Linked DNA regions of Mus musculus: all the other regions are linked to region 5. Evidence: chromatin loops called from intact Hi-C (ENCODE). Cell type or tissue: left cerebral cortex. All regions are shown on one strand. Region 1 has its middle 4.0 kb from the start of Gm30165. Region 2 overlaps Themis (thymocyte selection associated). Region 3 overlaps Lama2 (laminin, alpha 2). Region 4 overlaps Lama2 (laminin, alpha 2). Region 5 overlaps Lama2 (laminin, alpha 2). Region 6 holds the start of Ptprk (protein tyrosine phosphatase, receptor type, K). Region 7 overlaps Gm30228 (a long non-coding RNA gene).

Region 1 (4,000 bases), 540 kb after region 5:
GAATTCCAGAGCAAAATCACACCACTACACCAATGAATTATGGGCCTATTTTAAAACAAAAACAACAAATAATCTTCTGTAGGGCCACTCGGACCTGGTAAACAGAAAATATTTAGCCATGCATCTGAGGTGCATGTCAAAGCTGTGTTCCATTTTATTTGATATGTGACAAAATCAGGCACAGGAAACAGCAACCCATTACAAACTGTAAATTGTCTATTTGCGATTAAGCCTATACAAGAATGAATCAGATTTATAAGGCACATCGTCAGGCATTCTGGAATCCCAGCTCACAAATCATGCTTTACTGGCCCCACAGCCTCAGCCTGCTGGAGGGGAGAGTTCAGACACAAGTCACTGAGGGAGCAGGAAGAAGTATGAGGTATTGCCAAGGGTTGTGATGGAGCTGAGTGCATGTTCAAGCTGAGATGTTGCGAGTGGATGGGATCTAGTGGTATTGATTCATTATGCAGAAATAATTGTTGAAACTACATAAAAAATGCATGGACATTTATTACACAATTTTATTTTAAGTACCAGCTATTGACCATAATTTTAAGAAGATATTTAAATATAAAATTAAGGTGAAGAGAGGTATAGTAGAAAACATGGAAGTTCTCAATGAAAATTCACACTATTAGGTTTCAATAGTAAATGTCAATCCTTGGACTGCTATTGCATAGTTTTCCATTTCTAAGCTAGTTGGTCTACCGAGAAATTCCCTTTGATGAATAGCAGTGGCGTGGAATGTTGTGGTATTCAGAGATCTTGTGTGGAATGGGTCACTTTGTGACTATCATATTGGCGAGATGCCACTGCTGAATTAAACTGTGAACATGAATGATGCCTTTATGTTCCAAATGAAAAGCACACAATATATTTCTTGTCCTGTTGCTAAAAAATGTTGGGTTTGTAGCTGACTGCTTTTGCGTTTCATTGGAGTACTGTTTTAACTCTACAGAAATGTAAGTAGAAGCCACATCATGAAGCATAAAGACAAACCCAAAGGGCATTTCTTCTCTTATTTTACAAATGAGAAAATGGGAACTTCTGCGGTCCTCGAGGCCTTGCTGATTGAGTTGAGACCAGAACACAAAAGATGGCCCCTCTATCTGGTGTTTCCTCCTTAACCAAACTTAAAATCACAGTAGCATTCCGACCAATAGAGTCAGTCTACAAATGAAAAGTCTCTAATGAACATTGAAGCAAACTTTGCCCCTCAGGCAACTTTCTCCTTAACTCCATATCCCCTGTCATCCTGAGAGAAGACTTAAAACCAGTCTTTGTTAGCAACTCTTCATTTTGCCAGGTCTATCATGGCACCTGACAAACTGTGATCAAAATACGCTCACTAGAAAAGAAAACGACGTGGCAGTTGCACCAAAAATTCTAAAACTCTTTCCAAAAGCAAAATGGCTGTCATGTTTCATCAAAAAGATAAAAGAGGCGATGTGTTTTTAGCATATGAGGGTAATTAAATTTGAGCATCGGGTTTTGTCTTGGGCAAAGTAATTTACTCACTTTCAGTAGTGCAGACTGTTATAGGTAGTACGTGAGGTTTCTCTCCATTCTATAATACTTGTTAAAAACCCAACACATAAACACTTAGTAATCCTAGTAATAAAGAAAATTTGTCATAAATGCTACCATATAGTTTTACAATTCATGATTTCTCCCAAAGAAAAAAATTTAACTACAAAAAGGGATTTCTAACCTTTTGCATCTAAACTCATTTTCATTCTTAAAATAAACTGTGTAGGTTTTTTAAAAGAGATTATCAGTTGTATCTTACTTGAGAGGAAAATATATTTTCGTTCTTAGGTCTGTTGTCTCTAACAATCTAGGAAAATTCTGTAAGTGTGAACACAGTCAAGTGAATCCAATAAAAGATCTCTGCCCCAGGTAAATGAGTTCCAGAAAATTAAGTAATTCATTCTTGTGTTTATGAGGGCTTTTTAGTGCACCCTTGTGGCAAAGTAATAAATTACAAATGCAACCTTAAGGAAGAATCCTGAGCATAAAGCCAGAGAAGGAGAGATCACTACCTTCAGTACTACTACATTCAGGGACATCACTGTTGCCTGATCACAGAAAGATAAAACCAATCAAACAAACAAACCAAAACAAAAACCAACCAAACCAACAAATAGAAAAAACAAATGCTAGCACCACTTTACCGGATGCATGAAACAGATGCGGAACATGGCCTGAGAGAAAAGGGTTAAGTTTTTAAGAGGCCAATGAAGCTATGCATATCGGCCCACTTTTCTAAACCCAGTGCTGTAGATCCAGAAGCAGGTGAATTTCTGTGATTTCCAGGACATCCTGGGCTACCTGGCAAGTTTCAGGCCAGCCTGGTACATAGAGTGAGAGCTAATTGATTGATTTCCAAATTGCTTATTCAAATTCCCACTCATTATGAGAGAAAATGGCGTTTGGGCAAAACTTTCTTTCAAATTGTCAAACCTATTCTCAACTCTAATCTTTTTGTTTCTTTGTTCATTTCTTTGTTTTAACAAAACACAAGAAATACTTGAGCTGTGTAAAACTGGATGCTTTCTCTTGTTAATTTATACATCCATTATAAACAGCCTTTCAAATGTTGTTGGGAACATCTTCTTCAGCTTGGGAAACAAGAAACCTTCCTAAGTGGAAAGCTAAATCACTGTCTGGAATGTTCTCACAAAGATTAAGATGATATATTTTTCAAGTTAAACAAGGTCATATTTTCTTCTCTCTGTGTTATGTTTTATGTGCACACCTTTGTGCATTAATTAATCTTCTAATTAATTAACTAGATGTTGAGAGCCTTCCTCTATTGCCCTACAAATTGTTGCCTTGAGAAATGGTTCATCATGAACCTAAAATGCCCCATTTTATCTGGACTCTGGTTATAGAACTCTTGGAATTAAACTGTTTCAGCCTCAAACTGCTACATTACAGCTTTATTTGCCTAGTTTTCTTTTTTAACTGTCATGTGTTTTTGTGGTATGCACCTATGTGTGCATGTTCACATGTTTGGGAGCACATGTGTGTGCACAGATGTGTGTGTGTGAGTGGACATTTATGTGAGTTTATATGTACCTGGAAGCCCAAAGTTAATGTTGAGAGTCATCCTCCATTGTTCTTCTGCCTTATTGATTGAGGGCAAGTATCTCAATCAAACCCAGACTTACTAACATGGCTAGACTCAATAAGTAAGCAAGCTCTGTGGTTACCCTGACTTGACCTTCCAAGGCTGAAATCATAGGTGGACTACTATACCTATCCAGCATTCATGTGGATTCTGAGGATGTGGAACTCCTGGACTCTCGTACAACAAGCACTTATCCACCAAGCAATCTCCTCAACTCCATGAGTGGCTTTTTATATCCTTTCTAGACTTTAGGATTACACAGAAAATACTCTCACAAACTGATTCATCTCCCTGGGATCCTAAAATCCTATTTTTATTAATTATTTTATTTACATTTCAAATGTTGTCCCCCTTCCTGGTCACTGTCTGTAAACCCTCACTCAATTCCTGCTTGCTTTTGCTTCTAAGAGGGTGTTCCCCCACCCATTCACCCACTCTCAGCATTTTGACAAATGTCATCCACACTGGGCCATGGATGCCTCTCACATCCCTGCCATCTGAAACTTTGCAGTGGTTCCTCCTCCCCAACTGTTACATATTTCTATTCATTCCCCTGGCCCTTTGGACTTCTCTCGTGTCTTTTCCCATACCTGGTCCTGCCCCTCAACCCCTTTTTGTCCTTGCCCTCCCATCTTCTGCCCAGGTCCCTCTCTCATTTTACCTCCCAAGGCCATTTTGTTCCCCCTTCTAAGTGGGACTGAAGCATGTACACTTTCGTCTTCCTTCTTGTTAAGTTTCATATGTGAGTTGTATTGTGGGTATTCTAAGCTTTGGGCTAGTGTCTAGTAATCATTGAGTACATACCATGCATGACATTTTGGTTCTAAGTTCCCAGACCCAGGATGATATTTTCTTGTTCCATCC
Region 2 (4,000 bases), 1.7 Mb after region 5:
ACATACTTTAAGCCATTGACTGTGTGATAGTTTGCAGCTGTAGCTCATGAAAACTAATGTAGTGTTCCAGTGTTCCAGAACTTCTCGAAACACGTGAATAAACACGTGTTTGCCAGACATTTTGAAGTTTTGCCTAAACAGCCTAGCCAAAAAACCCTCCCATGAGTTACTTATTTGATTAATTAATTCATCATTCGTGTATTGAGGGCTTGATAGATGTTGAAAGTGTAACCAGCAGAAAAATTGCCAGGAGCACTGTGCATAGGAGGATGGAGTTACAAGCAGTCAAGGCTGAGGTTTCCTGGTGGAATTCCAAAGCTGTGCATAGCAGGAGAGAGAACAAGGTAGGATGTAGAATAATCTTTAGGATTGCTGGCAGTACTCTGGAATTTGCATGTGCAGTGGAACAGGGGTCCCAGAGGCACTATATAAAGGAGATCACTTGGCAACCCTAGTTTTATGTGGAAACCATTCCTCTTTGCTACTGAAGTAGGGTAGAACTTGCTATTGTCTGGTCTCTCGATGTTGCATTGCTTACCTGAATAATTTGATCCCAAACTCCCCATATAAAGTAGTTCTTTTTCTATGTATGATCATATCTATATAGCTACATTGCTTGGAAATTGGATCATAGTCCAGTTCTCTGTGGATGACTGTGAATTTAGTTCTGGGTAATGAGTATTTTTGTTACTTAAATTTATATTGAATTTCTATGCTTGCTTTATATTAGGTGTATTAAAAATAGTTTGCATTCTCCACATGAATAGCATACTGCATTGTTTTTTCATAGTGGTGAGGGACAAGAAGGAAAGGACAGCAGGGTCCTTGAGCTCTGCTCTTTTCTCTGTTAGACATGGATAGAAAAGGCCAGAAAAGAAAGATGGCCCTCCCTACACCACCCTGTCTTTCTCCCTTCTGGGGTGTTATTTTCCTGGGGTTCCTATCTCTTGCTGTGTTCAGTGCCCACCTCTGAGGTGTTGCCCATCTATTCCATGTGTAAAATGCAGACAGCATCTTAAGGTTATGTGAATTCCCGTACAGAGCATTCCATTAATACTGATGATCCCTGTCGGAAGCAGGCATTTGTTAGAATTTGCAAGTCAGGAAACGCATTCAAGCTCTCTCTTACAGTGAAGGTAGCTGATGAACTCTCTATTGCTTGTAATTCCCGAATGCAAATGTCACTGATCACGATGTTAAGCCTTTAATTCTTAAATTAGTCTGTGATACATTTATGCCTATGTAGTTAGAGAGCAAAATTCTCAAATCCAGCACATTACTCATATGTCTCAGGGACACATGCATTTTTTTAAATGGTAAAATTAAATGTATTTACATAGCTGTTTGCCAAGAAAATGAAAATGTTTTAAGTAAATATTCTTGGAGCTGAGATAAGAGGAGCTAGGACATGGGTGGCATTTGAATATTTCTTACTTGGCTGTGATTTCAGAAACACAATACTCTGAAGCATTTATAGGTGCATTTACCAGCCTCCTGGAGTCCTCACAACCAAGGGAAGGTGCCAACTGCTCTCCTGGGAGGCTCTAGTGTGAGTGACCTGAAGTTCATGAAAATAATATTAGTCCAGAAGGTGTCTGTACGACTAAAAAAAGAAAGCACCAAAATCAGAAACAAAACAACTCCCCACCCAAAAAACTAAAACCAATCAAAACCAAAACAAACAACAACAAACACTCCGCCCCGCCCACAAAACCTCCTCCACCTTTGCCCAAGGAGGTCAGTTTTTCAGATGAAAGACATTTAATCCCAGAGCCAAAGAGTCCTGGCAAATTTCCCACATTTAAATCCAATGCCCTGATATAATGTCACTGCTTTGTCAGATGTAAAAAGCCAGACACGATGGGGAAGACTGCCACCTGGTGGTCATATAAGGTTACTACTCAAGCCAGCTTCCTGGTTGGTTGTTTATAGCTAAACTTTAACATATATGTCATTATTAACTTGCATTATTTGGCTAATTATGAAAGCAAATGGGTTTCTGTGTGACACTCACATACATGCACAATAACGCACACTCTCTCTTCCCTACTGGATCCTGCTCCATGTTCTTAGTACCCATAACTCGATGGTAATAACCTAATGTTTAAGGCAAGTGTACAATTAATTAAAACTTGAATACCACAGAGGACAAGTGAGCAATATTCTATTTTATTTACTTCCTAAGGCTAAGAAACACATAAAATTCATTTCTCTCGTGAAGAAACTTCAGACAACATTGTTACTTTTTCCTAACTTCAAAGACTGCAATAACAACTTTTCACACTCAAAGTAATCTCTTATACATAAGGAGGCTAATATCTCTGAAGTTGTTTTTACTAGTTGATGGATATGTCCACACTTATTTTTGAACTTTGGAGAAGACAGGATCATTGTCAATCATGTAGGAGTATTGCTTAAAGCAGTGGTGCTGGGATTTTGTCTGGTCCTGTGTGTGTGTGTGTGTGTGTGTCTGCTGTAACAGTGTCTGTGTTCTCCTATATGCATCATCCCTGTGTCAGGAAGGCACTGTCTCCTTGAAGTCCTCATTCTCTGGCTCTTAACAACCTTTCTGCCTCCATTGTACATAAACCTTGAGGGGGAAGATTTGATGCAGATATCCCATGTAGGGTCAAGTGCTCCGAAGTCTCTTCCTTCCTGCACACTGTCCAACTGAGAATCTCCTCGATGATTTCTTTCTACAGTAAGAAGAACCTTCTGATAAGGGTTAGTTCTTTATGGATATAGCCATATGTCATTAGTAGTCATTTTATCGCTATGTTGCTTTAGCAGAATAATGATTTTCTTCCAGGCCTATGACCTAACTAATCTCAGGTTTTTTGTGTGTTTTATCAGAGTTAGGTATGGGCTCCTTCTAATGAAGGAAGTCTTATATATATTTTTAAAAAGTGGATGGCCACCTTCAAAATTTTTGGCCCAGAATTGTACCTGTCTGAAGAAATGCAGAGACAAAAATGGAGCAGAGGCTGAAGAAAAGGCCATCAATGACTGGCCCAACTTGGGATCCATCCCATGCATAGGCACCATACTCTGACAAGATTCCTGATTTCTTGTTGTGCTTGCAGACTGGAGCCTAGCATGAATGTTCTCTGAGGGGACCAGGAGGTGGGGCAACATTTTGGAAGTAAATAATTAAAATAAAAAAAGTGTTTGGCTACACCTATGTGTGATATTTCTGTAACTATTGCAGTAGTATGTCTCCCATGTCACAGTGTAGCTTGGTGTTTGGCTACACCTATGTGTGATATTTATGTAACTATTACAGTAGTATGTCTCCCATGTCACAGTGTAGCTTGGTGTTTGGCTACACCTATGTGTGATATTTATGTAACTATTACAGTAGTATGTCTCCCATGTCACAGTGTAGCTTGGTGTTTGGCTACACCTATGTGTGATATTTATGTAACTATTGCAGCAGTATGCCTTGCACATCACAGTGTAGCTTGGTGTTTGGCTACACCTATGTGTGATATTTATGTAACTATTGCAGTAGTATGTCTCCCATGTCACAGTGTAGCTTGGTGTTTGGCTACACCTATGTGTGATATTTATGCAACTATTGCAGTAGTATGCCTTGCACATCACAGTGTAGCTTGGTGTTTGGCTACACCTATGTGTGATATTTATGTAACTATTACAGTAGTATGTCTCCCATGTCACAGTGTAGCTTGGTGTTTGGCTACACCTATGTGTGATATTTATGTAACTATTGCAGTAGTATGTCTCACATGTCACAGTGTAGCTTGGTGAAATTAATAATCACCTTTCTTCTCCAGTTACCCGCGAAGCATCCTTCAGCATCAGGAGCCCTAATCAGAGTGTTCCAGTGAGGAGTAGAGATAAACAATATTTTAATTAGTAATAATTGCTATTTTATAATTTAGTTCTTATTTTGTTCGATTGCTTTACCTATGTTGTTCTACTGCATTAAGAAAATGATGGTGATGAACACCTAAACATTTTTCTTTTAAACCTGTGATCA
Region 3 (4,000 bases), 350 kb after region 5:
ATAAATGTTGCCTACTTTGTCAGATTTGGAAATCATGTTTCTGAAAGAAATAGGTAGATTTGGAGCCTCAATATTGTAAATGAAAATAATATTTATTGATTATCTCTCACTAAACCAAATTGAAACACTGTCAAATATTTTATCTGCTCAACATAATTCCAGATCCAATAAAATGCTCAAATACTTGACAAATAAATTAACCAGAACACAAATACAAGATGAGGCAAATGCTAGCATCATTCATAGACATGAACACTGCAAAGAGTGCTACAAGTGGTTTATAATTCAAAGCGTGATTGTAGATATATGCTCACAGGATTTGGAATCTAACTGAAGCAGCATTTCCTTCTTTATAATCTGCAGATGTTATTTTTATTGTCCTTTTAAATTCTGATTATTCTCCATGACACTTTAGTAGTCTTCATTTATATTAAAAGAGATTAACATAACTAATTAGTTTCCTATGCATTGATGTAAATTAAAGAAGTCCACTTTCTTTATTACCACAGATCTCTAGAACCATAAATAATTTTCAGTTAACCGTGAGATGAAATATGATGATTTCCTCTAAGTAATCAAGGTATTTTATATTATCACCATAATCTACAATATCTATCAAAATGTATTCTAATTTTTTCCTATTTAATTCTCAATTAAAGTGCCATTTTGTAGTTAAAAGAGTTCCACCTTCCATCTGAATGCACCACCCAACTTCCTACCTTCTCTAGCTCCTGCTCATGCCTGCACATGAATTATTCCTCATAAATTCTAGAAGTGTTTTCTTCAAAATCTGCTTAAATTCATTTCTTTGGGCTAAAAATAAATCTTCATTCCTCCTTCTCCTTCAGCAATGACTTTACAGGATATGACATTTTACTTTAAAATCCTCCTTTTATCTTTTATTTTTTAATGCAGATGGACTTCTGGCATAAGACGCCATGTTTCTACCAGTTTGAATTTCCAGAATGCCTAGCATATCTGTAGGTGTATTATAAACACACAAAAGTTCTTAATAAGTACAACTCCATTCACTTACAACATAATAATATAAAAGTTCCTGTAAAAAAAATGTATGTGGACTCATCTCCACATATAAAAACCTGCCAGTCAATTTGCTAAAAGTATGTACATATAGGCAAATTATTATGTGTGAGTCATTTATTCTTTCAACAAATATTTACAGTGCTTGCTATAAATATATGAGACTGCGTGGTTGTTAATTTATCCAAGTTCTTCATGATTTGGCTGAGAAAGCCTTGTATATGGAAAAGATAGAATGTGTTGATAATAAACTAAAGGCCTTTTATTCATGGAGAGATTCCTCTATTTTTTCTCTTTTCAACTCTTTTTCTTTTTCTTTTAACAGGACTAAGATCTTCTCTTTCAACCAGGGACATTACTTTTAAGTTTTCATGCCCAACAGTTGACATTTTTTTTTTTTACTGTCTAAAAATCAAAACTAGCTGGAATTTTCCAGTTTTAAAAATGTTCAGTTTTAGTTACACATGAATAGAGAAAGTTAGGTCTGAGCAGATGGCTGTCAAAACACCAATGACTGCACACCATGGCTGAGAACTTGCACACAAAAATATGCAACTTAGTGCACAGTATAGACTTCTTCCATGTAAATGCCAATGGCCATCTGGCTTGGAAGCTCTGCAAAATCAATTTGATGCAATTCTATATTTGCCCTGTCTTCCATGGATATTAAAGTATATCAGCATCTGTTAGAATCTCTAACAGGAAAAAAAATTGTCCCCCGAACCATTCCATGCTTCTGCATTTTACTTTCCAACATTAAAAACAGCTGGTTGCAGAAATATGACTCCCACAATGAGGCATGTCACTCACATGAATGGAGATGGTTGGAGACCAGAAAGAGTTAATGTGCTTCACTTAGAATAAACCCTTTCCCCTATGGGACCACAAAAACACTAACTGTTCACAAGTAGCTTTATTCTTATTGTTTCTTAAGAGTGTAGCTACTACATTCCTCTTTGCATTTAGGTTCAACTTTATGTACACTTATGCAAAATATTTCTACTGCCATATTGCTGGAAATTCAACAATCTGTTTGCTTTAATTAAATTGTTACATAACTTAATAGAAAAATATACATTCTACAAATTGGGTTGCTATATAGTGAATATAACTACCATAGGCATTTTTTTCTGTTGGGTCAAAACATATTTTTGTATTCTACACAACAAAAAGTTAATTGCTATTATGATCTTATGTGGTAGAGTCTTTTATGCTAGATTATATTAAATATGAAATTACTAACAGATATTACAGGAAAAATCCTCAAAGAAAAATGTTTATTATTGAGGAAGTATACTAGAATACAGAGAACACAAATTGCAGTTGATAACTGAGTTTGATTCAATAAAGGAATATATCATATAACATTGCATATATGTGTGTGCTTAGATGTGTTCTATATTTTAAGTGTAGAAAGATTGGAGACCTATTCTGAAAGTTGGGATGCAAGAGCAAATACTTTGTTCCACCAAAAAGAAATCACTGTGAATGTTCCTGTTGCTCCTCAATGCAAATGGCATTTACTTAAATGAGCAGTAGCATCCATAGGTAGATTGTGACCTCAGAGCTCTCATCTCTGTTGTTCAGTGGCTGGGCAATTTCCTATTAAAAGTGTATGAATTTGCCCATACTACTGAAAAAAGCAAAAGTGGTTTCCATGACTTAAATATTCTTAGGTCTTTTTTTTTTTTTTTTTTTTGACTTCTGATATGGTTAGTCTCTTTCCTCTGAGAACCCTTCAGTTTATGTAGAATTCCTCCTGGACCCAGTTGTAATGACGTTGGTGAATAATGTGATGGCAGCCACACTGAAGTAAGAGCTAATCCCCTCATCCATGAGGATAAAGTTATCATTCTCTAACCCTGATTCTAAAATATCCTTCAGAAAAATTTGTGATCTGAGCTTGTGAGTTTGTTTAAAGAATAGCATGTCCCCAAATACCATCCCTTCTATTAAAATGTACACCACTTCTTTTTTAGAAATTCATGCAAGCTTAGAGTACGGGAAGGGGAAACTAAGAAAAAAAATTGCATTTTTGTAATTGAAAGTGAAAAGTCTCCTTTATATAAAAATAGAACATATTTCATATAATTTTCTATATCTCAATGATCTCTTTCCTCAATGATTGGAACTAAATTTCTTAGTCAGGGTTTCTATTCCTGCACAAACATCATGACCAAGAAACAAGTTGGGAATGAAAGGGTTTATTCAGTGGAAACTGTTCATCACCAAAGGAAGTCAGGACTGGAACCCAAGCAGGTTAGGCAGCACGAGCTGATGCAGAGGCCATGGAGGGATGTTATTTACTGGCCTGCTTCCTCTGGCTTGCTCGAATTGCTTTCTTATAGAACCCAAGACTCCCAGACCAGGGATTGAACCTCCCACAAGGGGCCCTCCCTCCTTGATCACTAATTGAGAAAATGCCTTGCAGCTGGATGTCATGGAGGCATTTTCTCAACTGAAGCTCCTTTCTCTGTGATAACTCCAGCCTGTGTCCAGTTGATACAAAACCAGCCAGTACATAGACACTCGGTTAAGTTCTCAATACAGACACCTATAATGTTTAACAGAGAACATTCACTCTTGCAAAATTCATTTATAAATGTTATGGACACTGAAACTATTTAGGAATAGACTAATTTTAAAATGAAATTCTTAAGACCTTGGGTTTTTATTCTGACTTTACTACACTGTTGCTTAATCAAAAAATGGAAAGATACATTTACATTATAAACCATGTAAGTTTATTTAGACATATCTTTGGGTACATGCTAAATGGGCTAAATATTTTTATTTGATGTACATTTCCACTAGAAAGTAGAAAGTAATTTTGTCATACTTCCTACATTTTCCCACATGGTTTGGTACAATTATCTTATATGTATGTACCATGGAGCTTAAATAAGCTCAATAATGAGGGTGAACATAGGGTCTATGTAAACATTCTGGGTACTAGAGA
Region 4 (4,000 bases), 340 kb after region 5:
TAGCACAGTTTATTACAAACCTCATAATGTTTTAATCCTGTGCAATGGTTGTCTAGTCTATAACATGACTGAGTATATCAATCACACTATTTAACATTAATACCACTGAAATGAAAATATATTGGATGAGAATAAAATCATGCATTGAATAAGCCTTCTGGAGAGGACTCATACCCACAAAGCCCATACGTTTACTGGAGTCTTGTTATGATAAAATATAGAATTGTTTTGATATTTAACCAAAATGGCATGTTCACTAATTGAAAAATAAAGAAAACTTTTATTGTGGTTTGCTGTCCTCCATCCCTGCCTATTCCATATCTATTTTCTTTGTTTCTATTCTTTCTATGTTTTCTTTCTATTCTATTACAAATGGAAAAAATGAAGAGGTACATATGAACAGGTGCTTCATTTAGATATTTATAGGAAAAAAAAACAAAATAAAACAAAAATGTAAGTTTCCTGTTGCCTATAGCATAACAGCCTGATTTCTTGGTATCCTGAACATTTGCAGTCCAAGACCAACCACCAATCACAACTGCCCATCACAACTGCCAATCACAATTATTTTCAAAAAGATACAACAATAATATAATGATCATCCATAGTCACAGGTTATTTTACAATTGGATTTTAAAGTGAAAAACTTATTTCTTTACTTTTCAGCCATTGAATTTTTTACCTGTGTTATCTTTGTGTAACTATGAACAAACTTCTTTTTAAATGTCATTTATAAAATGTCCACTATATCTAGTGTATATATTCAAGACAATTTAATACTATGTGGTATTAATACTTACAGAGATATTTTGTCTTTGTTCCCAGGTTAATGAACTAAATAAATATTTTGGAGTACTGTCTTCATTACTTATGATTAGCACAATATTGTACTTCCCAATTAACCGCCAAAAGCACCTATATGGACATATACATGTATGTATTTGTAGGCATATATATGCACTTGACTTTTCAAAGAATGTGTCTGGCCAGTTTTCATAATATATCTTGAAATATTCACATTAATACACACAAGTTGATATTCAGTGGTATTTGGTAGCTTCCTGGGAAAAATCCTTGAGTCACTGAAACAACTGTTTTCAATATATTTATTTTCATTGCAAAGTTCAGTCGTTTATTATTAATAACACATGACAGATCTCTGCCTTCTTTCCTGTCATTTCCTCCCTTCTTCTCATAGTAGTCTGGGTATCCAGCATTTCTTCTCTGAGTTGTTGCCAAGCACCTATCACCTTCCAAGAGAAAAAAAAATAGTGTGTAGAGTGGGACTGTTTGAATGTTTCTAATTTTTCATTTCAGTTTCTGGGTCTGTAGAGCATTTTAAATATATTCATGTGTGTAAACAGGGCTGTTTCCAAGTGATTCGCTATTTAAAAGACTAAAAGAGAACTTGCCAATTGCAAATGTTCTAAGATGTGTCAAGGAAGTAAAAGAGACACTTGTCTGTTGAAATCCTAGCTACGTGGGTGTGTAGGAATACACTAGTATAAAACAAAATTGGAAGAAAACAAAATGTTGCAGAGAATGGCTTCCAGCTGTGCACCACAGGAAGTAGCTTAATGCTCTCCATCCACAATGCAGATGAAGAGTTTTATAGAACTGAAAAAAAAATCAGCTCAATTTGAACTAATAGCCGTCCAGACACACAGCACTTGCAAGCAAGGAGAAAAATAATGTCAAATCTACTTGGCCAGAAGCAAAGAAGCCAGGAGACAATGTATTCCACTTCTGTTTCCATGGCTTGCAAATCTGTGACTTAACTCTGGCCTTCCAAAATAAAAGAACATTTCCAAAGGTCTCTGTCTTACTTTGGTCTTCATTCTTGTTTTGTTGTTGTTGTTGTTGTTGTGTTGTTTTGTTTTGTTTTAATCATCAGAAACAAACAAACAAAAGTAGTTCATGCAGAATTAATTTTAAAAGTCATGTTAAGTCTTAGTCTGTTGTTTTTTTTTTTTTTACTTTTAATAGACAAAGATGAAAAATAGGCTATTTTTTCTTTCATCATCAAAAGGGAAATAAACCAAACATGATCGTGTGAACTGCCATTGATCAGCTGAGAGCTATCTGTGTTAACTCTAAATAATAGATACCACAATTGGGTAGGCATTATAAACACAAATGGCTTCTCACTTACGTGGTTCAGTTTAGAAGACATTAGTACATTTAGAAGACATTAGTACAAAGGACACCAGTGTTTTAAATCAAAGCAGAATTATTTTATCAATTTGCTGTGGCCTATAATTTAGACATACCGGAGAAAATAACAATCATGGCCATCCAAATCCAGAAAATCATATTAGTTTAAAAACAGTGCTTCCAGAGGGTCATTTTTGTACATCAATCTCTCCTAGTTTCTCAACATACTTTGTGAAATTAATTTTAACTATGCTATGCTTGGCAAAGCACTTACTATAACATACATCTTAAAGTTAAAAAAAATCAAATTTAGCAAGATATCTTTGTGACTACATTAAACACATTTTCATCTCAAGCTGAACTGCCCTAGAAACAGGTCCCCTCCATACTCTGCTCCCTTCCCTTACCAAAAATTCTGCTGTCTTGCAAACATTGCTCTGCTTGCATTTCTAGTCCCTACAAAAGTCCCTACCTGCCACCTGGCAAAACTGGAATCCATCCACCGTTTTGTTTGGGTTTGATTATGTGCTTCCTGTAGGAGAATCCAGAATAAGCATCCAGATGGTGTTTAACATCAGTATGTTAAAAAATAATTATCTTTGTTGAGACTTTTATTTGGAATGTTCTAGCAGAAGTGACCCAGGTATATATTGAAGAGGTAGCAGTCAGGTGAATCAACTTCATGCAGGCTCCTTTCAGCTCTACTTCATCAGTATCAGCAGAACACTTACTTACTCAGTACCTTCTCTTGTCTGCCTACTCCAAAATCAACCCTTCAAATCATATGTCTCATTGGCAGGTCTTTAACTCCCTAAGGCTGAAATTGAGAGACTCAAGCTGGCAATAGCACAGGAAAGGTCTTTGTAATACAGAAAAATAAATGGAAAAACTTTATGCTTATTTCTGCTGTTAATAATTACAAAAATGAAGACTGGAAAACCTCTATGTACCACATGCTATATCAGGACATGCTTGCAGTTATAGCCTTCAAGCAAAACTATCAGATGGGACTCACTCATGCTCTGATGAACACAACTCCCTCAGGAGAGGTGGTATTATATGATCTTTGGTGTCTGCTCCTTTATTTCTTATCCCTATTGATGAAACCCACATGAAAATCTGGTTATGCCTTCTGTTTACCCAAACTTAAAACACCTACAGGAGTGAAAATAAGACACTTTCTTTTAGGTCACACACTGTTTCTATGAGTAATCGAGTTCATTGGGAACTCTTATTTCATTCTTTCTTCCCGATAATTTCATATACATCCAAGTCATCTATGGAATCAATAACTCTTCACTGTAGCTCCAGGAAAGGAAGGTTTCTAAGCCTTAGACCTGTTTATCCTCATTTTGCCTGGCAAGTCCTCTCATATATTCAAGATGCATCAACACTCTACTCAAAGGGAAGATGGGAATTTCCTCTAAACCTTACCCAACAACACTCCCTGAATTCATTGCTCCTGCGTTTCTCTAGTTCGAAGTATGCTACTCACTCCACCAAGGGCATCATGATGAAAACTGGAAATCAATAAATATTCACATCATTTCACCACTAAATACTACTCTAAATATAAACCAATTTTAAGTCCACCTGTATTTCCATCACCTCTGCCAACCTGTGGAGGAAAGTCATAAGCATTTGTAACATCAGAACTTCTGCAGTCACCTGTTGGCAGACTACTGATGGCATTTTGCTTTTCTTTCAACATTTTTTTAAACATAAAATGAATCCTCTGTAAGATGCAAATCTGATTAGGTCACTCTTTTTTAAAAGACTTTTTTCAACAGACTGCATGTGCATGTAAACATAATATTATTACCGTGGTTGACAAGGTCTTCCCATC
Region 5 (4,000 bases):
CATAGACTTAAGTGTAAAATGAAAAACTATAAAGTTACCAAAAGGTAAGACAAGAAGAAAGCAGCAGCAGCAACAACAACAAGAAACCCAGACATCCTTGGGTGATGGCAATGAGTTATGGGCTAAAAATGCCAAATATAGACTCATGGGGAACAAAGTCAAACTGATACACTAGACTACATTAGAATGAGGAACACCTGTATCTTTACAAAAATGAGAAATTAAACCATAGAATACAAAACAATTATTCAATAGAAAACAATTACAGGAACTTTTAAAATTTAACAGAGACAGGTTGGGGAGATGGCTAAGTAGGTGAGGAGCCTGCTTCATAGCCATGAAGAGCTGAGTTTGGATCCTCAGCACCCAGGTCAAAAGCTGAGCATAAGTAATGGCCCAAATCTCCAAATCTAACAATGCCAAAATCCACTGGGGAGATAGAATGACAGAAACTACCATTCAGTGCTGAGAATTCAAAATGTTATACCTACTTCAGAAGACATGGGAACTTTCTTATGATACTAAACATACTTGTAGAAAAAAACACCCCAGCAATTAGGTTGCTTGATGCTTACTCAAATGAGGATCATGTCTCCACAAAATTCCGTACAGAGATATTTATAATGAGTTTATTCACAATGCTAAAACTTGGGAGCAATCAAGGCATCCTTCATTAAACATGGATAAATCAACTACGGTGTGTGAAGGGAGTCCTCAAAACCAAAAAGTAATGACCTATTAAGCCATGGAAGGATGGAGGTGTGAATAATTCAGGGGAAAAAGTCAGTCTGAAAATGCTGCATTTTGTGTTTCCATGACATCCTGGCTAAGAGAAGCTAGGTAGAGAAACTATTCTTTAGTACATGATCATGCTGGATATCGCCTTTTTTTTTTTTTTTTTTTTTTTTTTTTTTTGCTTGTGTGCAATGGCAAGAGTGAACGGAAAAACAGGTGACAGACTTTTGAGGATAATTACGAAGCACTGTAGGTTCACGGACAATGGCAAATATCTCATTCTAGCTGGGCAAGTGAACAGTGGAGTAGTTATGAGTTGGGGGGGAGGGGGAAGGAGGACAGGGTCGAAGGTGTGTATAGACTCTCTGCACTTTCCGTTCAAGTTTGCTTTGAGCCTTTAACTGTTCTTAAAAGGCTTCTGAAATATACAAATTGAGTCTACAGAAAAAAGAAAGAGAGAAAGAAAGAAAGAAAGAAAGAAAGAAAGAAAGAAAGAAAGAAAGAAAGGAAGAAAGAAAGAAAGAAAGAAAAAGGGATGTGGGCTGAGACACAAAAGAGATCTGACGTTTGTAGTAAAATAGTCCTGTGTTTCTAGACTGAGATCATGAGGCTACTCAGGCTCAGGGAGGGCGGGAACCGGAACCTTGGCAGCTTCACTTGCAGGTTTATCTGTGGGTCTGCCATAGAACTTGCAAGGGTGACACCCAGTAATCAACTGTTGGGTAAGTGACATGCTGTGTTTCATGAACTTTTCTTTTAATTGTTCTAGACCACATTAAACTGAGGTAGTTTTGGGCATTTCTCATGTATGCTTTTGTTCATTTATTTCATGCCTATTATGTATTTGCATGCAGTTACACCATTCTGCATACACCTAAACATTTACACACACTCGTACCCCCTACACACACACACACACACACACACACACACACACACACACAAACACACACACACACACAAAACTGAAAGCTCTGGGAGGGTGGCTGGAGCCTCGATATTATTTTTGATCTGCCAACCCTTAACCTGGGCTTTGGATGGAGTGGACATTCAGAAGGAAATAAGTTGAGTTGAATTGACTTTAGCAAAACTTCACTAAACTCTCTCATTCATGCAACAAGTCAAAAATTACTAGTTAAATTAAACTAGTGTAAGTTTACTAACTTCAGGCAGAGGCTTTGCTCTATCTTCATGTTTTACATGGGTGAGCTGAGTCTCTGAAAAGGGATTTCCAGTGTGGTTTAAAACCTTAGGACTGTTGTTCATCAATGTGTGCTGAGAAGCCATTTAATTTTCCTGTGGAAGTTTCCTGATCCAGTAGCAGATTTTGTGGAAAGTGCAGGACTAGCGCCAATCTGGGGCTGGGAGCTGCTCAAGATTCCCAGACTTTTAGCAAGTAGTAAAGCCATTGTTAATTTATTCCCTGTTAAGCCTTTCTTTAAATAGACTAGCTACTCCCCAAAGCTGTTCTATATCCAATGTTCTTTGTCATTTAAGTCCCCTGGATCCTAGTTTGCAGGCCAGTCTCCAGGGTCATGCATTTTTCTAGCCACAAGATGGCAGACTTTATGCTGTTTTTCTCTGCCTCCAGTGGTAAAAGGACCTTCTTGCAGTTTTGACAATTTAGCCCAACCAATTGCTGGGAAAAGTCTGCTAGAAGCCGTGTGGATTTTTACATCCTGACTCTAAATGGTGTCTTAAATGCTCCAGATTTTGACAGTAAAGATTTCATTTTCTAAGTAGGAGTACTGCTTGTGACTGTATTTCTGTAAAAATGTAGAAACTCCACGAGGATTAAAGACAGGACAAGGATTTTTCTCTGTTTTTCTTTTCCTTTACACAATCAAGGACGGAGTTTTTGATACTTAGAACTGATTAAAAGAAAAAAAAAACATCTTTCACAGTGGAGTCTGCTAGATAGGGTCCTCAAAGTATATAGCCATCCTTAACCTTTTCTCCTGACCAGTGTCAAGTATGTCAACCCTGTTTCTTGATTTATTGTTTGTGCATTTGGAGAAGAGCACAGGAAAATAAAGAATTCCTTTGGAGAAGAGTTAGCCAACCGTTATTCCTGGAATTCGTGGAAAAAGTTGTGAATTGGAAAGAAGATTTCAGAACGTGAGTGTTGTTTACTTTAACTTGAAGGTAACCCGGTCCCTAATGTGTGTGCTTTGGGGACAGTCACAGATTTCCCAACTCACTCTGGTTAGCAGCTCATTTGTTTCCATCACAAGTGTGTTCACGTTGCCCTCTGCCAACTGAATGAGCCTCTCTGGTGCCCGTTGCGGTGATAGCAGGTGCTGTAAAAGATTTCAGACCATGTACATCTTAGTAAATGGTTTAGCAGTCATCCTAGGGTCAGACAGAGCACATTTTTGTTCCTGTATATACCACATACTTAGCACTTCTACCCTCAATACAACAGAAACTACTATAAGTGGGCAGTTAACTCACTCACTGCCAAGCCAGATATGTAGGTAAATATTAAGATTTGCTGTACTTTATTGAGAAATTAGTATGCACTAAAATTTTGGTTTGTTTATCCTTCCCCGCCTCCCCCGCTCCCCCCATCAATCAATGGCTTATAAAACTCTGAATGAGCAAATGTTCACTGCAGAGAGTTTTTAACAAAAGCTCATAAGCTGGTACTGAGTTGAGTTTAAAAGGATCTTTGCATTTATCGAGGCTCCCATTTCAATCAGCGTAGCTGTAGTTTACAAGCAAGAAAGAGAGCAGCCGCTGCTACAAGGACCTTTCTTGCTAGGCTGGTCCTGCTGTTAAGATTAGTAGGAGCTGGCTTTATACACACAGCTGGGCCAGATTCCACCACAATCTATGGGATACTATTTTTAGATAGGGTCGCTGTTATAGTAATATATATAATGAAAATGAGGCTACTCTGCAAGCTCGTCAAAGGGTAGACATCTCCCCATCCTTGTACATATCAAAAAAATACCCCACCCATTTCATGACTAAATAGGAATGGTCACTGTTCCTCATTGATCATAACTTTAGTACCCTGCTTTTATTTTTTTAGGTAAGATTCACTAGAATTTACAGTTAGGGCTTTACTCCCACTTTCTTTTTTTTAAATTTTTAATATTTTTTATTACGTATTTTCCTCAATTACATTTCCAATGCTATCCCAAAAGTCCCCCCCCCCCACTTCCCTACCCACCCATTCCCATTTTTTGGCCCTGGCATTCCCCTGTACTGGGGCATATAAAGTTTGCAAGTCCAATGGGCCTCTCTTTCCAGTGATGGC
Region 6 (4,000 bases), 940 kb after region 5:
TGCATTTTTTCTGGTTTTATTGAGATGGCATCTCTATTAATTCCTTTTAAGGATTTCCTTCTCTGTCTTCCTTTCCCCTCCCTTGTTTGGGTAAATTACTTTCTCCCTAGTCTTGTTTCCTTGTATGTGTACCACAAGACTCTTACCTGAACTTGATTCCTAACTGTGGTAGTGTCCATTTAAGATGCCTGGTACACTTTAGGCACCCTCACAGCATTTTCGTACTGTTATTTCTCTACCATAGAGAAAATGAACCAAATTCTTTATCCCTTGACTCCGGGAATGACTATGACAAGAAGTGAGGTTCTATCCACTATCTGTAGGTCTCGGAAGGGCTTCGTTTGCATGCTTACTCAAACAAATTGCCAAGTGATGAACATTTTTCATGCAAGAATAGACAGACAAATTCATATATGGACAGACAAGTTTCCTTTGCCTTTACTCTGGCAAATTACTGCTAATTTTAGAAAGTTTTGCTAAGTCTTCAGAAAAGAAAATAATAGGTTTTTGGTTACCTGTGATCTAATAAAGCTCTTTAGTGTACGAAATAAGGACCCTTGGTAGAGTGTGCTTAAAGTTATAGGTTAATGAGCTAAGGAACATTGACATTGTACCCAGAGGGAGATGACTGAACTATGCTGAACTGAATTGACAAGTGTTGGGCTTGTTACAGGTACTAATGAGCAGTCATCAAGGCTGTAGCGTAACGGACTTTCTATCCTCAGCAAATAAAAAAGAAACCCATTTTCTCCCTTCTTCATCAATATGTATAATATATGTGCATAGATGTGTGTGTGTGTAGTATACAGTCACTTGCATCTATTCCAAACCTAGTCATAACAGCATGTATTAATTACAGAAATATGTGGCTCGGTTAATGATGAGAATGCTGTATTAAATTGAATTTCACTTCATTTTGATTTTAAAAGGCTAAAGACATTTTGAGTGACTGACAGGTGCCAATCAAGGCTATTATTAGCAGTTGCATATATAGCATCAAAATTCAAAAAAAAAGTTAGGCTTATTCAGTTTTGGTCATACTTACATGTGTCATAATTTGCAGACATGAGTAAAAGTAAGCAACTATACAGCGTTGCTACAGAAGCAAGTGAAGGTGGCATTTGGAGAAATCACACCAAGCTGCTAAGGTAGCAAAACTGACTTCCTGCCTGTAACACAGCACACAGCATTGGGTTCCTTCGGAGCAACCATGCTGTGCTCATTGTTGGGATAAACTCCTTTTATTAAATACTTATTTCTTATATAGCTACAAGACAGTAAAAATCAAAACAAAACCAAGTCTTGCTCTACTCCACCAGGCTATGCGAAGGCTGAGCGGCTGGGAGCTTCCCAATGACAAATAAACCAGAAACGAGGCACGCCAGCTGTTCACACTGGAAACTTACCCAACATTTTATTTTGGTCCAAGTTTTATTTATTTCGTGAACAAACGAGAGTAAGTTTTCAATGGGGTAGGGAGCCTTATTCCTTATCCTATCAATAAGGAAGAGTGAAATTTCAGTGCAGGTCGGCGTTTTAAAGGTCACATCTACGCTCCCTTTTCTTCCTACCACCAGCCGCTCTGGTGGGACCGCCACCTTGGGGACAGAACCCCAGGACACCTCTCCTCGGGCGCCTCCTCCGTCGTCCGCCCACAGTTCTGCCTCTCAGAGTTGAATCTCAGGGATCCGGCAGGGAGCTGCGCCAGGTCCCCCTTTCCCGCTCGCCGCCAGAGAGCCGCGCGGCCACCGAGCCCAGGTGGCGAACAAAGGCGGCGCGGGGCGCAGGGCGCGGGGCGCGCGGCCCGGCTGGCGCGCGTCTCCCTAGCAGGAGGCGGCAGTGGCGGCGGCGCGCACCGGAGCCCGCATTCCTCCGAAGCTGCCGGAGCCCGCGGGGCGACGTCACCCCAGGCTCCGCCCCCGTCCCTCCCAGAGCAAACTAACTCTGGACTACCCTGAGCAGCCTCTGCCTAGCATGGAGAGCGGCGGCCGCGGCTGGCGGGCGACGCTGGAGACGCTTTCGCCCGCGAGGTAGTTGGCCGACGTTGCGCAAGGACGAAAGTGCTGGCGGGTGGCCGCGGCGTCTCCGCGAGCCCCCCGACGAGGCCGGGCGGGCTGCTGGCTGGCGGATTTCACCGCGATTCCCCCGGAGGCTCTTTGCAAAGCTGCTTGAAACTTCTCCCAAACTCGCCATGGATGTGGCGGCCGCTGCGTTGCCTGCTTTTGTAGCTCTCTGGCTTCTGTACCCGTGGCCTCTCCTGGGGTCGGCCCTTGGCCAGTTCTCAGCAGGTGAGAGGTTGGGGGTGGTCTGTGTCTGTCCACAGTCTTGGACTCAGGCAGGAAGGACTGACTGATTGCTGGTGCTGGGTTCGGGGATCCAGGGGGCGTCCGCTTAAGGTGGCGGGGGTGGTGGTGGTGCAGGTTGGAGCTAGGTCTGTCCTGGGAGTTTGTGTCAGGCGGGACGCAGGGCCAAGAGCTGTGCGCCCCCGTGCGCAGGTAACTTTTACGTTCTCGACCCATTGTTTCTGAGGCTAGTCCGGCGCGCAGACAGCCCAGGGTGTGCTGGATGGAGTGTGTGGCGACCTTGCTTTTCCTGGGTGTTCTTTTTGCCTGGGAGTCGGGAGCAGTCCACAGCATTAGTTAGGGAAGTGAGGAAGAAAAAGTACTTAGGGCTCCCGGGACCACGATTTTATGGCTCGCTGAGCTGGCTAGTGGCTCTCTGTCGCCAGACTGTTCAAAATTTCCCCGGGAAGTCTTTGTGAGAATTGTGGAGACACATAGGGACCGATCTCGGTGTGTTCTGCCAGGTGCTTTTTGTCCCGGGTATAACCGCCTCTGACTATTGTCCAGCTACTTCCCGGTGCCTCCTGGAGGCTCCTTCCTCCTCTGCTGAGGGTTCAGAGTTGCTCCTGGATAGATTACAGAGCACACAGCGTGGAGCACGTTGTATGTATACATTGGCAGAGTCCGTACGACGTTTGTAAATGTAGCTCTAAGGGTAGATTCAGAGCTGTCCTGGGCAGCGAGTTCTGGGCTCCCATTCCCGGAAGGCTTACCCTATTTATGGGGCGAAGCCACCACAAAGCTCAAATCTGGCTCCACACCACCCTGAGTCCGCCTGGGTGACCTGGGCTGGGAACGTTCGCTGTTCTCCTGGACAACCCAGGAGTGAGACGTGATGCGATATTCCAGGCTATCCCTTTGAGTTCTAAGTAAAACCGCTCAGATAAGTCCCAGGATTCCGGGTCTTTCAGACTGGTGGTCTCTGTTCCCGTCCAGTTTTGATATCCTGCCTGTAGGTCGCTGGCTTCTATGTATCTGCCGGCTCTGAAGTTTCACCAGGTGGACGCTGGGGAGCGGGCTCCCAGGTTTAAGCCTCTGCCTCCCACAAGGCTTTACAACTTTTCTGGTTAACCCACCCAGCCCAGCAAGGTTGGAGGGCGCATCCGCTGCTGCCTTGGTTCCCAGTGTTTGTGGAAACACAGAGTGGCCAGAGGGTGACGGGAAACGCGACAGCCGCGCTCCTGGCTGAACCAGCAGGATGGGAAGACAGAACTTACTTTGTACTTGATAGTTTCATTGTTGAGACTGCTCGATTTCCTGGAAATACACTCACCATGATGTTTTCCGGAGCAAATCGTCCCTTAGCTTTTCTTTCCCCCTCCCCTTTAGGAGTTAGACCTCGGAGTCTGGAGCTTGAGTGTATCCTCCTCGTAGGCAGAGACTATGAAATGGTAGCAGGCAAAGGAAAGACCGTGTGTGGGGTGGTGTGCAGAAGGCACCAGCTCTATGCAATGAATTCCGACGACTTAATTTAATTTTCTGGTTTCCGCGTTACCGAGTGTCTCTGCCATACAATGCTGTTAGTATTGGAACCATGCTTGATGTAACTCATTATATGCAGCAAGTTGGAGGGAGTATTGATTTCTACACGGTGCTTGTCGCTTCACGGAGAGCCTTGCTTGAGGAGGCATGTTATTTGTTAATTGAACTTTACCAGT
Region 7 (4,000 bases), 630 kb after region 5:
TGAATGAGCTAGAGAAAACAACCAAGGAGCTGAACAGGTCTGCAGCCCCATAGGAGGAACAACTATATGAACTAACCAGTATTCCCAGAGCTCCCTAAGACTAAACCATCAATCAAAGAAAACACATGGTGGGACTCATGGCTCTAGCGGCATATGTAGCTGAGGATGGCTTAATTGGTCATCAATGAGAGGAGAGGCCCTTGGTTCTCTAAAGGTTCTATGCCCCAGTATAGGGGAATGCCTGGGCCAGGAAGCAGGAGTAGGTGGGTTGGGGAGCAGGGGGAGGGGGAAGGAGATAGGGGATTTTAGAGGGGAAACTAGGAAAGGAGATAACATTAGAAATGTAAATAAAGAAAAATCTAAAAATCTAAAATTTTTTTAAAAAAATTTATCCTTAGACAACATGTTTAAATCCTTAGTTATATGTAATCATTAGTTATTTAAATATTTTGTCAATACTGTTTTGTTAAGGTATTTATTCATTTCCAAAATAATAATATTATGTGGAAAACTCCGTTTTAAATTTAGTTATTTGAAGTCTATATAAACACTAAAATGACAAGAAGCTTGGGAAGAACGAAGACCAAGGTGTGGATACTTTGCTCCTTCTTGGAATTGGTAGCAAGTCACCCATGGAAGGAGCTACAGAGACAGAGTTTGGAGTTGAGACGAAAGGATGGACCATCTAGAGACTGCCATATCCGGGGATCCATCCCATAATCAGCTTCCAAACGCTGACACCATTGTATACACTAGCAAGATTTAGCTGAAAGGACCCTGGTATAGCTGTCTCTTGTGAGACTATGCCAGGGCCTAGCAAACACAGAAGTGGATGCTCACAGTCAGCTATTGGATGGATCACAGGGCCCCCAATGGAGGAGCTAGAGAAAGTACCCAAAGAGCTAAAGGGATCTGCAACCCTATAGGTGGAACAACAATATGAACTAACCGGTGCCCACCCACCCCCACGCCACCCCTGAGCTCGTGTCTCTAGCTGCATATGTATCAGAAGATGGCCTAGTCGGCCATCAGCGGAAAGAGAGGCCCATTGGTTGTTGAACTTTATATGCCTCAGTACAGGGGAACGCCAGGGCCAAGAGGTGGGAGTGGGTGTGGGGGGGTGTGTGTGGGAGGGAGTGGGGGACTTTTGGGATAGCATTGGAAATGTAAATGAAATAAATACCTAATAATAATAATAATAATAATAATAATAACATTCAAATAAAAAAAAACCCTAAAATGTTTACTGTTTTAAAAGATCTGATTCAAACAGATTTCTTTTTTATTCCCTAACTGTTTTGTTCAAAATGCTCAATAGTGGTTTCATATTCATAAAGTTCAGTTACAAATTTGGTCTTCTCTGTAAGACAGAGACAAAAATACAAAAATTTTTAGAATGAAAGTCGTTTGCTTTTTTTCTTACAAAAGTGTTTACTTTCTTTGGAGATTAATGGAATGTCAATTAGACTTGGACAATGACGGAAATAAATAAGGAAGGGCGACCCCTAGTGTTGCTCTTCAGAAATTAAATTCATGCACAGCTCCAGAAATTCCATCAGTGGGTGTTCTAAAACTAGCTTTATTGACCTTAATGGTCTTTAGATACAAAAGTTAGTATTATTTAAGAAATAATAAAAATGTTTTAAGGGATTCTTGAGCATGGCAACAGTTCCTCACCCCTGAAATGCCTTTTCAATGACATCAAAGATACAAATTAAAAAGAAATACTGCAAGAGGGAACTGCTCAAGTTTTGCTTGAATGGGCAAAGAGAAAGCTAAGGGAAAAGCTAAGCCTAGCTATGACCTCCCCTTCAGCTGAAGATCAGTTATGCTTAAGACAAGGCAGGAGCCTCACCTGTGCAGAACAAGAAAATCCTGAAGGAATAGTTTACTGTTTTATGGGGTTTTTTTCCGCTGTAGTCTTCACCTCCACAAGCTCAAGGTCGTCAGTCCTAAAGAAAAATGAAAGTCGTTCTGCTTAGACACCTGTCACTTGTGACAAAATAAAATGAAAGCAGGGGGTCAGATGAGACTTGCAGTACCATGTGAACCCATTATCTCTCAACAAGAGGAAACTCTGCCAAAAATAAGAAAGCAACAGGGCCTATTGGGACAGAGAAATTTTTGTACTTCAAGAGAAATTCTTTAAGGAGAAAAAAATGCAGTATTTTAGGAAATTTCTGGCATTTCTATTATGTTTTATTGCCATTGCCTATTAATATTCTTGACTGAAACTCAGTATCAGCACAGAGCTAAGCAAAAATCTGACACTCGGTCCTCTTCTTTTACATTTTGGGTTTCAGAGTTATACGTAAGAGTTGCTTAGACCAGGTTTGAGATCGGAAGAGCTCTGCCATTTTCTTTTACCCAAAGAAATAGAACACATCAATGTACAGAACGATGGGACAATTAAGACCGAGACAGAAACTGAATGTGGTGGCCAAATTGCCATCCACCATAGCAGGTAGAACTCAGCAGACAATGGAGCTTCTGCCATCACTGATCCTGACTCCCCCAGCAGGACATAGCCCATTGCATTTTTCTAATCTACAGACGAGGTTCTCAACCTTCCTAATTCTGTGACCCTTTGATGTATTTCCTCATGTTGTGGTGGCCCCTCAACCATTACGTTATTTTTGTTACTACTTCATAACTAATTTTGCTACTGTTACAAATCATAATGTAATTGCGTGCTATGCAGGATATTGAATAGGTGACTCCTATGAAAGGGTCTTTTGCCCCCACAACATGTTGTGACCCATGGGTTGAGAACCACTAGTCTAGCGTCATTTGATTGCTTGCGATGTTTCCATAAAACAAAACTTTTCCTGGGTTACACCTATGGTTTCTCCATGGACAGTGTACCAATCCAAATGGTCACTACAAGCCTTCCACACTTACTCGTTCCCCTCTACTTGATTGAGAGTAGACTTCCCTTTTAGTTTCTCCCCAACCTCCTGAAATGTACCCAATCCCTCATCAAGTCAAGTAGACCCATTCATGTCTCATAACCAGTGCTCAGTTAAGGTCTCTACTCACACTAGTAAGTGTAAATTATTTAGATCATACACACTAAATTATTTAAAACAGTACAAGCAAAGAATTATATATATTACCAAGAAACAAGACTTGTCTCTATAAGATAATTTAGCACTGAGAGTTTTATTTAAATCTTTTATGTCTCTGGCTTCCAACACTTAGAGGCAAGCAAAAAATCCTTTTCAAGTCTGCATTTTCAGTCTATTTTTATGAATTTATTCAAACAGGTTGCCTTGAGTTCCTGCTGTCATTTACACCCCATGCAATCAAGAACTTTCAATTACTAGCAATATGTCCATCATAAAAAATTTTCATTTATTTAGCAAGGAGGTAATCCTTAATAGGTGCATACATAATTTCATTTTGTATGACTGATTTACCTGCCTACTGATGCTCATTCTAGCAGAGTATTAACACCCTCCTGGAACTGCTGTTTCTTCTAAAAGCTGCATCAATTCCTTCCAGTGACTAATTTCATAAGACACTGAAATGGCCTCTTTGAAATTCAGCTTTCAAAGTTCATAGAGAGTCTAGGAGTTACTTTTGCATGCATTATTATGCTTTCTTCCCAAACAACTTTTGCTAGTAAGCATAGCAAGCCTCCAAAAAACACTGAGTAGGCAACCCCTACTCACTAAATAACAGGAAAGATGCCCCATACAAGTATACACTCACACACTCTCAATACAAAGACAGGAGAGTTAGCTAGGCAATGCTATGCATTGGAGAACTAGGCTGTAAGGAAACTTGTAATAGTTGCAAAAGAATCCATATTGGAAAATCAATTTATTACAGTTTTGTCTAAATAAAAATGGTTTGTTTTATTTTCTACTTGACAGTCCTTTTTTGTTCTTTCCCTTTTTTTCTTTGTGAGATAGGGTCTTGTTCAGTAGCCTAGCCTGGCCAAGCACTCTTCGTCAAGCTCTATGTGATTCAAAGATACTTAGTATGTTGTATATTA

The links. Hi-C counts contacts between places; a loop is a spot of excess contacts. Peaks named below come from ENCODE experiments on the same cell type or tissue, not always from the same donor. Only the 100,000 strongest peaks of a DNase experiment are listed, where the experiment ranks them.
Region 1: it touches region 5 in a loop (6-fold over the local background); 12 of 42 quality-filtered maps call a loop at or near these places.
Region 2: a loop joins it to region 5, with 6 times the contacts of the local background. A loop is called at or near these places in 6 of 42 quality-filtered maps.
Region 3: it touches region 5 in a loop (4-fold over the local background); 4 of 42 quality-filtered maps call a loop at or near these places.
Region 4: a loop joins it to region 5, with 2.2 times the contacts of the local background. A loop is called at or near these places in 4 of 42 quality-filtered maps.
Region 6: a loop joins it to region 5, with 4 times the contacts of the local background. A loop is called at or near these places in 5 of 42 quality-filtered maps.
Region 7: a loop joins it to region 5, with 7 times the contacts of the local background. A loop is called at or near these places in 18 of 42 quality-filtered maps.

The regions. Positions count from the first base shown.
Region 1 is chr10:27,673,804-27,677,803 of GRCm38, forward strand. No RefSeq gene overlaps it. Among named protein-coding and RNA genes, the nearest start is that of Gm30165, 4.0 kb to the left of the region's middle. In left cerebral cortex, a CTCF peak has its summit at 1,957 (motif pointing left); a DNase peak (open chromatin) is centred at 1,965.
Region 2 is chr10:28,842,470-28,846,469 of GRCm38, forward strand. The region is part of intron 4 of Themis (thymocyte selection associated); the gene reads left to right. Among named protein-coding and RNA genes, the nearest start is that of 2310057J18Rik, 140 kb to the right of the region's middle. In left cerebral cortex, a CTCF peak has its summit at 1,898 (motif pointing left); DNase peaks (open chromatin) are centred at 1,353 and 1,872; H3K27ac peaks cover 347 bases.
Region 3 is chr10:27,482,627-27,486,626 of GRCm38, forward strand. The region is part of intron 1 of Lama2 (laminin, alpha 2); the gene reads right to left. Among named protein-coding and RNA genes, the nearest start is that of 4930579H20Rik, 95 kb to the left of the region's middle. In left cerebral cortex, no CTCF peak of the experiment used is centred here; a DNase peak (open chromatin) is centred at 1,606; H3K27ac peaks cover 886 bases.
Region 4 is chr10:27,474,224-27,478,223 of GRCm38, forward strand. The region is part of intron 1 of Lama2 (laminin, alpha 2); the gene reads right to left. Among named protein-coding and RNA genes, the nearest start is that of 4930579H20Rik, 86 kb to the left of the region's middle. In left cerebral cortex, no CTCF peak of the experiment used is centred here; DNase peaks (open chromatin) are centred at 1,505 and 2,625; H3K27ac peaks cover 346 bases.
Region 5 is chr10:27,131,031-27,135,030 of GRCm38, forward strand. It overlaps Lama2 (laminin, alpha 2), which reads right to left. Exons shown (of 65, transcript NM_008481.2): 34 at 2,937-3,035. Among named protein-coding and RNA genes, the nearest start is that of Gm40618, 150 kb to the left of the region's middle. In left cerebral cortex, a CTCF peak has its summit at 2,287 (motif pointing right); DNase peaks (open chromatin) are centred at 2,289, 2,928 and 3,434; H3K27ac peaks cover 1,363 bases.
Region 6 is chr10:28,072,890-28,076,889 of GRCm38, forward strand. It overlaps Ptprk (protein tyrosine phosphatase, receptor type, K), which reads left to right and starts at 1,931. Exons shown (of 32, transcript NM_008983.2): 1 at 1,931-2,288. The coding sequence starts at 2,192. In left cerebral cortex, CTCF peaks have their summits at 1,664, 1,868 and 3,370; DNase peaks (open chromatin) are centred at 1,432, 1,893, 2,424, 2,462 and 2 more places; H3K4me3 peaks cover 3,357 bases; H3K27ac peaks cover 2,850 bases.
Region 7 is chr10:27,760,103-27,764,102 of GRCm38, forward strand. Gm30228 (a long non-coding RNA gene) reads right to left here. Exons shown (of 3, transcript XR_380228.3): 2 at 1,856-1,952. Among named protein-coding and RNA genes, the nearest start is that of Gm30228, 48 kb to the right of the region's middle. In left cerebral cortex, a CTCF peak has its summit at 1,511 (motif pointing left); a DNase peak (open chromatin) is centred at 1,520.